Regions from separate parts of the Homo sapiens genome. Here region 2 is linked to region 1. The links are chromatin loops, found by intact Hi-C in ENCODE. Cell type or tissue: sigmoid colon. All regions are shown on one strand. Links, peaks and the distances in the headings refer to the core of each region. The heading gives the core; the rest is flanking DNA. Region 1 overlaps LOC105373456 (a long non-coding RNA gene). Region 2 overlaps LOC105373456 (a long non-coding RNA gene).

Region 1 (5,385 bases), core at 80-5,079:
TCGGTTTCTTTCTCATGTGGACAGTCCTTTCAAGTTCTGATTTCTAGTGTCAGCTCCATGACTTCTAGCTTGAGCATCTGTGACAAATGGACGAGGATTTGGTGTCTTAGGTTTCTCATCTGTAAAATGGGGGTAATAATAAAACCATCAGGGTATATGATGGTCATATACTTATATCAAATGACATTTCTATCGACACTAGGTCTGTTTTGTACTTTGCTTCTCCCTCATTGCCAAGCTCTTAGATTTGACTTCTTCCATCCCTGCTTCTAGAATGGCCTGTATCAAGTTTCTACTGGCCTGCTCTACCCTATGTTTGTAACTGTTAGAAAATAATTAAGATACTATAATGATGATGATACCTAACAGTTTGGCAATTAATATGTGCCAAAGATGGTACTAAGCATTTTATAGATGTTACTTAATTTAATGCTTATAACCACTATATAAAGTAAATACAATTAGTATACTTATTTGTGTATACAGTTGTCAGCAAACTTCATGTATAAAGGACCAAATAGTAAATATTTGGGGCCTTCAAAGTCCTTGGTCTCTGCCATTATTCAAACCTGCTATTGTAGTATGAAAGCAGACATTGACAATATAAAAAATGAATATTCCAATAAAATTATTTACAAAAAGAGATGGTGGCAGACAGACTTGGCCTATGACCTATAACTTGCCTGCCCTAGAATGTTGCCTTTGATGCAGGAGTGAGAGCTACATCTCAAAATTGTCGTCATGCCTGTAGGCTTACCTAAGGAATGGGATGATTTTTTAGAACGTGCAGCAAATGTTCTTGTTTAACTTTGTCAAATATGTATTGAGTATTCAGGGTGTGCTAAGCACTACCCCAGGTGCTAAGGATACAGAAATAAATTAAGGCACAGTCTCTGTCCTCTAGGCTCAAAGAATCGTGGTAGGAAATTCAGGTAGACAAACATGGAATTCATAAGTACTAAAATATAAATACACAGTCAGTGCCACAAGAAAACAGACAAGTGGCTCCATGAGTTCACAGACATCACAGGGCACCTACTGTGTTCCAGTCACTAAGATGGAACCTGGGGATACAGAATACATGAGGCAGACACAACCCTCACCCTCACTTAACTGGGAGTTTAGTGGGGAAACTCTGTTTAAACAAATAATTTAGCAAATATTTACAAGTGTGCAAAATGCTGAGAAGAAGTGGTAAATACTATGAGAGCATATTGAACATGTGGAATCTGGGAATAGAGAATTTGTCTGGTATGACCGGATTATGAGGTGGTGGAACATGAACTGAAATGTGAATTAGGGCCAGACCAGAGGGTTTTGAACACCAAGTTAAAGAACTTGGGCTTTATTCTGGAGGCACCTGGTAGGCATCAAAGATTATTGAACAGGTGAATGACAAGACTAGTCCTTTTGAAAGAAAACTCTGGCAACCATATGTAGAGTAATTTGAAAGTAGAGAGAAATGAAGTCAACAGACTCAGTCTCACCACAGCCTTAATGGAAAACCATTTAATGAATGCATGAAGATAGCAGAAGAGAAGATGCTGACGGTTGTTTGGCTGTTCAATAATTCCAAAAAGAGAAGTGGGTGCTCCCTATAAAGGCTTTAGTAAACATTTTAATGAGTAGCATATTAATTGTCTGTATTATTTTTGGTATGGTAGTGGGTCATTACTTATCTATAAATAATATTATTTGCCAAAATACACTGAGCTAAACTTTTAATCTTTTAAATATTTCAACATAATACTTGCCGAGTATTGGCCTGTTAATTTTCTTCAAATCTACTTTCTGCAAGTACCATTCAAAACCAAAATGATCGTAAGTCAGTGTAGTTACAGACTACAAGGTAATGGCATCCAAATCATATGAGATTTGCCCTGTGACATGACTATTTGTTATTCTGGGTCAAATACTTTATAAAAAGGATACAAATGGTGTGCTTTCCTGCTCTATCAGACTTAATAATGGAAAAGATTTCTAAAGGTGCTTCTCTAATTCAGTGGCTTCACCATTGATACGATCACTAAAACTCAACCCTTAGAGTAACGTTTGATTCTTTTCTACATTTATTAATAGTTACCAAGTGTAGTTGGTGGCCCATTTAAAATGTTTCTCCCCTTAATCTTTTCTGTTCCGTCGTTACTTCCACCATCTCAAAGGATTCATAAATTTTGTTTCGGGAGCATGTCAGAAAAAAGAGATAGTGAGAGATAATAAGAGTCTTGACGAGGACAGTGGCTTCTGGATAAAAGGCCTTGGCCCAAGCAACGCCAAGGCTGTCATCTGCCTGGTGACACCAAAGTTTCATTGTAAATATATAGCAAAGCAGGAATCCTCTTTGGAAGCCAAAATATCTCACAGGCAGCAAAACAGATGGAAGAGCTGTGAATAATAAAAGGTCTTACAGGACTGAATCCAGGAAAGGGAGGATGCCTGTAGGTGAGGAAAGGGTTACAGGTCCCCCACGGCTCTGTTCAGCCACACATACACGAACAGGGTATACACAAAAACGCCATCCTAACTGACAGGCAGCTGATCATTTCTGCAGCAGACATTGGTCTTAATATCTGCATCCTAATTTATTTGACATCTGCAGAACATCCAAAGACAATATTCAAGTATGGGATGGGCAATCCGGCTGCTTTCTGAGTTCATCAAATATCTCACACTCCTTTTTCAAATGTTTTCAGTTTTGCAAAACTCAAAATGCATTTTGCCAAACATGTTCTCTGTTAATGTTTATTTAGAAGGGAATTTAATCCGTATGCTGCTGGTACATTTACACTTAACTCATCGAAATGTTTTACTAGAGTCATTTGATGTCCAAGAAACCTTTTGAGTCTTTTTTATAAGCCTCTTCAAGCCCATTTTGCTTCGAAACAGGAAGTCGCCTGTTACTAACCATAAATGAATGCACTCCCCAGAGGATTTGGTTTCATTTAAGACACTGAGAGACCACAAGGTCTCAGCCTACCCTGAACTCCACAGAAAAGATTTTTTCCTGAACCTACCGAGAATGAGCCATGCACAGATGAGGTGCTGTTATTATTTTCCAAAACGAAATCCTTTATGAAGAGGCATCTTTCATACAACTCCTGGGAAAGACGGTTACCGAAACAGAGCGCTAAATCATTGGCTTTGCGAGCTGCACCTGGTCAATGTCACTGTCTCCTATGAATCCACTTACCATTCAGAGCTCGTTTGCCAGTATTAATAGAACAAATAAAATGGAATGGGAGATAAAGATACCGACATAGTGATTTCTTGCTTCAGGAAAACCTTCCTGAGTTACAGACCAATACAATGTTCCCAACCACAAGCCAGGGAGCCAAAGCTGATATAAACACAGCATCCAAGCCACAGAACATGACTTGTTTAAGGCTTAATTCTGTGAAGTAAGGCAGGAAACAAGATTTATCCTTCTGGGAAACTTTTGGCATTTGCCTCGGGCTGGGCCTGATTACTCTCTGCCGTCCTCACCATCCATTACAGCTATCTGAAGGACATCAATTTTTTGCCCAAACTAAGGCAAGAGAGAAATGTCTCCATCTGAGTCCTGTAGAAATCTTTGTGTTTGACGTGGCATTAAACAACCAAGAGCGAACTGCCCTGTTGTGTGTTGCTGCGAGGATCATCGTTGCTATCTTAGGCCTTTTGGCTGTGAAGGGGAGTGAAATTAGTTGGGCTAAAGCCATTTTACAAACATAGTAAAAATAAATTACTACACTTATTAATTGAATCTTAAACTTGTCATTATGGCAAACTCTAAATTATTCCAAGAGCCTTCACTGAGACTTGGCAAAAATATTGGGTGCTGGAGGTCAGTTTTCATGTATGAAATCCAGCTTAGGTTATAACTGCACAGGCTACAGAGTAAACGTTCAAAGGATGAATGGGCCATTGAGAAGTAAATCAGACTCCCTGAGACTCTTAAATGAGTGCTGGAAGATTTCAAGCCATCAGTGTGGTGGGCTACCAATAGAATTGAGCTGTTAATAGAAGATAATTTGGGGCTGTTTAATATCAAGTATTTTTCTTTGTCATGTGTGTGTAAGAGTTTGTTTTTCAACGTGTCTTGTGTCTTTATGTCATGTTATTTTAGTTGTTTTAACTGCATGCTGATTGGGCACCGAAAGCTGTGAGTTAGTCCTTGGCCCACATTGTAATTCCTGGGCACAAGGCTGGAGTGTTTACACTGCAGGGGGATGTTCAGACTCTGACCCAACTGGGAGACATTTCGGTTAACATTTGGCTTTACTTACTTGTCCTAAATACTACATTATTAATGGGGTATTAATATTAGATCATTTCATTGGTTCCTTTCTTTTCTCTTTCAAATCATATTTTAAAGGCCACTGTCCTTAGAATAAGGTTTAAACCTCTCTTTAATGTCACTGCCTCAGAATTTGGCATACATAAAACTTCTCAGGACACTCAAGTAAAAGAATTAAAACAACTCAAGCAAAAAAATAAGAAATAAAAGACGAGCAAATATATATCTTTTCAGTGACATTGGAAAAACGAATGAATTCATTCTTCAAATTGCTTATGTAAAAACTTTTATATCCAAATTCTGGTGTCACTGCTAATAGTTCATTAGGCCCCGGGAAGTGACCTGATTACATATAACCCTAATGTAGTGGCCAGAAGTAAATATTTTACAATTATTTTCCATTTTGGTCTTATGAATTATTTTTCAAAACAGGTCTACACAGTCTCAATTGCCTTATTAATTTACGTAAGATCATTTGTGGTTCAAAGCTACCTATATACATATTTATTGATTCAATGCCAGTCTACTCTTGCCAGAATAAGTCATGGAAACATCATGCCTAATGGTAGAAATGGTCTCAACTGGAAGACTATTTTATGAATTTACCAAGTTCATCACAACACACATAACCATGATATCTAAATGGAACAGCTTCAGAAAGCACGTGAGTGTTTTACATCATGGCATAGATGGTATATATTTTACTGCCTGGGTATGAATGGTAAGAAAATGACCCACTTCATTTTAGTGCCATTTTGTTCCCAGAGAAATCATTGTTTGCTTTGGGTGCTACTAGCAATTCAAGCTTGAATGTGTCATTTTGTCCCCATATCTTCTGCTCCTATTGTGTCTTCAGTTTTTGTTAATGGTATCAATGCTGCCATTAACTTTGATGTCTCCCAATTTGAAGGTCAATAAAAGAAATGGTTCCTGTTGCATAGAACATAGAATCCAAAGACACTTTCTAAGTGGCCCCATTCAACATTTGATTTTCTTTAGTGACTAGAATTTCTATTTTATCTCTCACTAGCATTATTAGGTAAGCAATTTATGTATGGGTACATTAATATATATTATGATTTTTATGTGCATTTAGAGATACATGTGCA
Region 2 (5,385 bases), core at 127-5,126, 180 kb before region 1:
CAGGAGGCCTCCAAGTGCTTGGCAGGATGCCCAGCATGCATTTCTTTCAACCAGAGAGAGAAGACAGATCTTTGTGGGAACAAGATTCAGAAACTCGGGAATACGTTGGAACTAGGCCAAATGCTGAATCCTGAAAGAAAAAGAGAAACTCCAGGCATTGGACGGATGTCCCTGGCTGGAACAATTGAGTTACATATATACATGTGTGTCTATATATACTCACATGTGTTTATGTATATGCACATATATTTATTTAATATTTCATAATTTGTAATGTTCAGACATATAACAGTTACACTCCAGGAGGTGGATTCAAACAAAGTCTTCAGGAATCTGAAAATTTTGCCCAACGATCTTTAAACTCTGTCGTTGGACGTTAAAACTGGAAGAAAACTTAAAAATGAACCCTGGCCTTCCGCTCCTTTTTTGTGGATGAGAAGAATAAAGCCTGGGGAAATGATGCGACTTACTCGGCATCATATGGGGAGAACTACTGGGAGTTTTTCCTAAATTCAGGGCAGAGAAAGTCTTACACTTCTTCTCACTTCATTTCTCTGTGTGAGCCCCTCTGGGTCTTATCACTGAAGGCCCTTGTAGCCTAGCCTGTCTGTGTAAGGGCTTACTCACACAAGATCTCTACTTTCGTGGAAAGGTAGGACAACTGTTCATTTCTGCATGTGTCACAGGAGGAAGCTGGAGTTTAGAGAGGTTAAGTGATGCACCCAAGATCCTCTAAGAAATGGAGGACACTGACTTAAACCAAAGACCATCTGCCTCTCAGTCCATTATAGCCTCTCAAGGGGAAAGAAAACCAATTTTAATAGTGTTAGTAAGCCATGAGTGTGACTGCCTAGGATTCTTGCCAGGTTCCTACTACAGTCCCTGCAATTTGACATCCTTGATTCCTTAGCGTGGTGCAGACATCATCGGCACCCTCTGTGTGCTTTTATTCTTGCTGGTCGCTCTTCAGGGCATCTCCTTTCTTCCCATCCATGCATCCCAGCTTGTAGGCTTCTGGGTTAAGACTTGACAAACCCCTCTTCTTTCTTGGAAGAGAAATTGCTTTGTCTTCAAGATTATTTTAGAAGCTTGTGTGTACCTCTGTTTCAGCAGGTATAAGCTAGGCATGCTGGAATCACCTGCTCCTCTTGACTAAGGTGGGAATGTGTGCAGATCTTCATGCATGCTCTGCATAAGGCCTGGCACATCAAAGGTATTCAATAGACATTTGATGAGCAAATATAACATGAATATTATCCCAGGAATATTAGTTCTTTCGAGTCTAAAAAACACTAACTACATAGTATCCATAGTATCTTGCACAGAGTGAATGTTCCCAGAATGTTTCATCAGCCTTGACCAGCGTCCTCTTTCTTATTGCATTGTCCTCAGCAAGTGACATCTGTCTTCCCAGGTGGCTGTCATCCTGGTCATGTGTCAGTCTGCTCCTCCACTGGCCATAATGACTGAGAACATCAGGGGAAAATATTTTGATGGAAAATGTTTCAAATGAGTATGAATAGAAAAGCATTTCAAGAGGAAATCAAAACAGAGATTGGAAACTCTGGTATCTCCAGAGCTCACCTAAAGGTCCTTTTACGAAGAAAACCCTGAGACCATACTTGATGTGTTTGGCAAGGGTCTGAACAGATAGAGAACCATGACTTTAGGCTATTTCTGTTGGTTTTTGTGATCATGTTCACAAGCAAAGCTATAAATCTTACAACATAGAACAATCTGTGGTTTGAGTGAAAGCTGAAGGCTGGAGGTGGAGAGATCTTTCTTCCAGCTCCACTTAATGGTCCAAGACTCAGCTGCCCTTTGATCTTGGAGTGGAGATTTGGCTTTCAGAGAGAGTACACAGGTGGCAATATGTAAACAAAATAACACCCCAGGGCCTTTGTCAGGCCTTTGGAAAACAAAGTGGAAACATGGTTGGCTCCTAAGCTGACTGGACATTAAATAATGAGTCTGACACATAGTGAAGTCTTCACACCCTCAGCCATTCACATGGACCTATGACAAGTTGATGCACTTCCAAAGGGTTCACTGGCTTTTCCCTTGCCTAACCCCAAACCACGCTTATTTTTGCACACGAAGTTTTAGTAACAAAATAGAAAATGTGCATCTCTGCCCTGGGTTTATCGCTGAGCCCTTCCTGAACATTCTCAAGATCCATCCCAGAGTGAGTTCTATGGGATCAATGTGGGAAGAGATTTAAAAAAAAAAAGTGGTTCTTTCCTTCCTTCCTCCCCTTCCCTTTCCCCTTCCCCTTCCCTCCTTCCTTCCCTCTCTCCCTCCCTCCCTGCTTGCTTGCTTGCTTTCTCTCTCTCTCTTTTTTCTCTGTCTCTCTCTCTTCCTTCCTTCCTTCTTTTTTTCTCTCTTTCCTTTCTTTCCTTTTTCTTAGTAGAAAACAAGAACACAAGAAAGGAGTGGGTTTGGGCACTCTTGAATTATTTCTCCATTTTACCCTCATGGAGGGACTAAAGCTGGTACTGTTTCTTGAGAACCTGTCCTGTCTCTGGCCCCATGCCCACCGACTTTCCTGGAACCTCTACCTGGGTCTCCGAGGGCCTGGCAGCAGCTGAAAGGGAGAGCTCTGTGCAGAGCAAAGGCAGGCTTTATTAAGACATTGGTTCAGATGGGGCCAAGCAGTCAGAGGCAGAGGAGGGACTGTCTCATTCACTCACCTCCGGACCAGAAGCCTCTCTTGTACTCAGGGACTGACTCATTCCTTGTCTCACCCCTGTTCTCTTATGAATTCCTCCAGAGCAAGAAACAGTATTTGTGTATTTTGAGAAGTCAAGGGCCAGTGTTAAATGTTCCTACCTCTGAGAGAAAGCACATTGCCTTCCTCATTGTCGTGCTGGGAAGAAACCCCAGCTCTTCCGTGTGTTCAAGACTCCAACCAGGCCTCCTCGGTGCCAGGTTCTCATCCGCGCCGCACCCCTGAGAACAAGCAGCAAGACTCAGCTGCAGTTAATTTTCATTTGCTGTTTGTATATAAATGCTTTTAGTACTTAAACTAAATTCAGATCAATTAAACTAATGTTGTTTGACATAATATTCCTTGTTCCAAAATCAATATCCCTTCATTTGACAGACTTATTCTTGAATTCAGGATGTTTATTGTTCTTAAAGCTTACCTATAGACCTGGTTTTTGTCTTTAATGATATAAAACAGTTCTTCTTCACATACTGTACGCCAGCATGTAATGGGGCTCAAATTTCTCTGGTAAATATCTTTAATTGTACCATCATGCCTTTTAATCTCAGCAGTACATGACCACTCTTTCTCTGTCTCCATTTGTCTCCTTAGTTTTAAATACATTCCTTTAGTGGTGTCTGTTTAGAAAGAACTGGGGTGAAGGAAAGAGCCAGGCTGAGATTTGCAGTCCGGAGCTCCCTCTTTCCAAAGAGCAGGGCCAACAGAGCTCTCCCAGCCTGGCTATTTAACTATGGCCACTTATTCTTCGCCAGATCCCCAACTCCCCCTCTGACCCAACCCAGTCCTCATAAAGTAACATGCAGCTACTAAAACGCACCATGTTTTCTCACTGGTCTTTCCCCTATGCCCTGCAGCTCTTCTTCACCCTGCTTTTGGCTCTTATAAATCTTTTTCTGTTTTCCCTGGCCTTTGTCCAGAGACAGGCCTTGCTTGGCTTTGGGGAGAGAAGCCTGAGGGTCATTTATCACTTGAACAGTGGGAATGGGGGATTGAGCGGTAGTTTTTTTGCTGTCACCATGGCAAAGGTCTGTGCACAGTTACCTAATTGGAAGAAGCTGGCCCCAGTTCCTATAATTGCCCCACCTTGATAACTGTCCAGCTCAGACTTGCTCACTTCATGATGAAGGAAAGAATCTGTGCAGAGGAAGGACCCTCTCGGCGATAAAACAGGAATGGTTTGCAATGTTTTTCTTTTTTTTTTCCAGGCAAATATATTCTTTAAATTAATAGTTATTGAAACTATAGAAGCTGGCATTTGTGAGAGCTTTAATCAGCCTCTGAAATATACCCGACTTTGCTCTGTGACCAGCCTTCAGACAAGATGAAGCCTCATGAAACCTGAGCTGGGCTTGCTTGTCTGAGTCTTCCTACTGGAAAGGCTCCTGCAGCAAAGTGTGCCCAGACCCTAGAAAGGGAGCTGCTCTGCCCCACTGCGCGCGCGTGCACACACACACACACCCCATGCAGGCACACACACATGCACACATACACATGCCCCACATACACATGCATGCACACACTACACGTGCATACAGATGTACACACATATGCACAGATACATACACACATGCTTTTTTTTCTATAGTATTTTTCAAAGGAGCATAGTTTGAGATCACAGAGATTTGGTTGAACTCAGGAGTCTAATTTTATTGGTGAGGTTCCAGGGGGGAAAGCAAGTGAGAAAATAAATGGTTTATGCTACTGCATTTTGTTTTCTGTCAACCATGGACACAGCTTAACTTTCATTCTGCACAAAAAAATGTGACTTCATTCTCCTGGGGATTGGTATCTCTCTCTATTCTCTTGGGCCTTGTTTCTCTACTCTCACATTTGTTCTTTCTTCTCATTTTCTTTTCTTTCTTTTAATCCCTGTGCTCTCAACTTGTCTGCTGTATCCCATCTGGAATAATATCCTATGTGTTCTGAACATGGATACAATAAATCGTTCATAATTGTACGCTGGATGCAAGGGCACTGATTAATAAACACTGCAGGGAAGAGCTTTCCGATAGTGCCTCTCTTCAGTGAGCCATGTTTCTTCCCATGGGATACCTTTGATCGTTTCTTTGGTGGCTGCACCTGGCTGCATTTTATTTCCATTCCTCCAGATTTGCATTCCCTTTAACTGATTGCCTTGCCCTCATTTGATGAGTCCTGTTTCTGTGGTGATTTATCCTGGTCCTGAGAGGAGGCAGTGCCTTGTCCCATTCTGGAGAGAAATTTCTGAAGGCCCTTTGGCCTCTCCCTCAGCTCCACCCTGAGGAGACTCTCAGCAGAGGCCAGGGTAGGAGGCCCTGGGTCTAGTCAAGGAAGGTAGTGAGGGCACCTGGCTGTTACCGTCATGACCTAGGAAAGATCAGGAAGAGGAAAGCCTGTGCAGAGGTTGGTCTAGAGATGTCCCTCATCTACCACTGCAGGAAGGAGAGCCAGGGCCTGTTGCCATCCTGATACCTCACAGATGGTCAGTGATTGCATCTGTGTAATTCTCAACACTGCACATAAGCAAATATTTAGTGTTTTTAAAATGTTATTTAACCTCCATCATTTCCATGTAAGATAGGAAGGGCTGAGATTGTCGTACCTATTTCACGGATGAGGAAAGTGAACCCCGGAATAGTGACTTTTGCAAGAAAGAAGAATCTGGCCCCAGTTTCCAT

Evidence for each region. Hi-C counts contacts between places; a loop is a spot of excess contacts. Peaks named below come from ENCODE experiments on the same cell type or tissue, not always from the same donor. Only the 100,000 strongest peaks of a DNase experiment are listed, where the experiment ranks them.
Region 2: it touches region 1 in a loop (2.5-fold over the local background); 1 of 110 quality-filtered maps calls a loop at or near these places.

What each region holds. Positions count from the first base shown.
Region 1 is chr2:18,973,426-18,978,810 of GRCh38, forward strand. All of the region lies in intron 5 of LOC105373456 (a long non-coding RNA gene), which reads left to right. Among named protein-coding and RNA genes, the nearest start is that of LINC01376, 51 kb to the right of the region's middle. In sigmoid colon, for the core only: no CTCF peak of the experiment used is centred there; DNase peaks (open chromatin) are centred at 3,156 and 3,486; H3K4me3 peaks cover 594 bases; H3K27ac peaks cover 1,374 bases.
Region 2 is chr2:18,788,787-18,794,171 of GRCh38, forward strand. All of the region lies in intron 4 of LOC105373456 (a long non-coding RNA gene), which reads left to right. Among named protein-coding and RNA genes, the nearest start is that of NT5C1B-RDH14, 200 kb to the left of the region's middle. In sigmoid colon, for the core only: no CTCF peak of the experiment used is centred there; DNase peaks (open chromatin) are centred at 2,585, 2,915 and 3,545.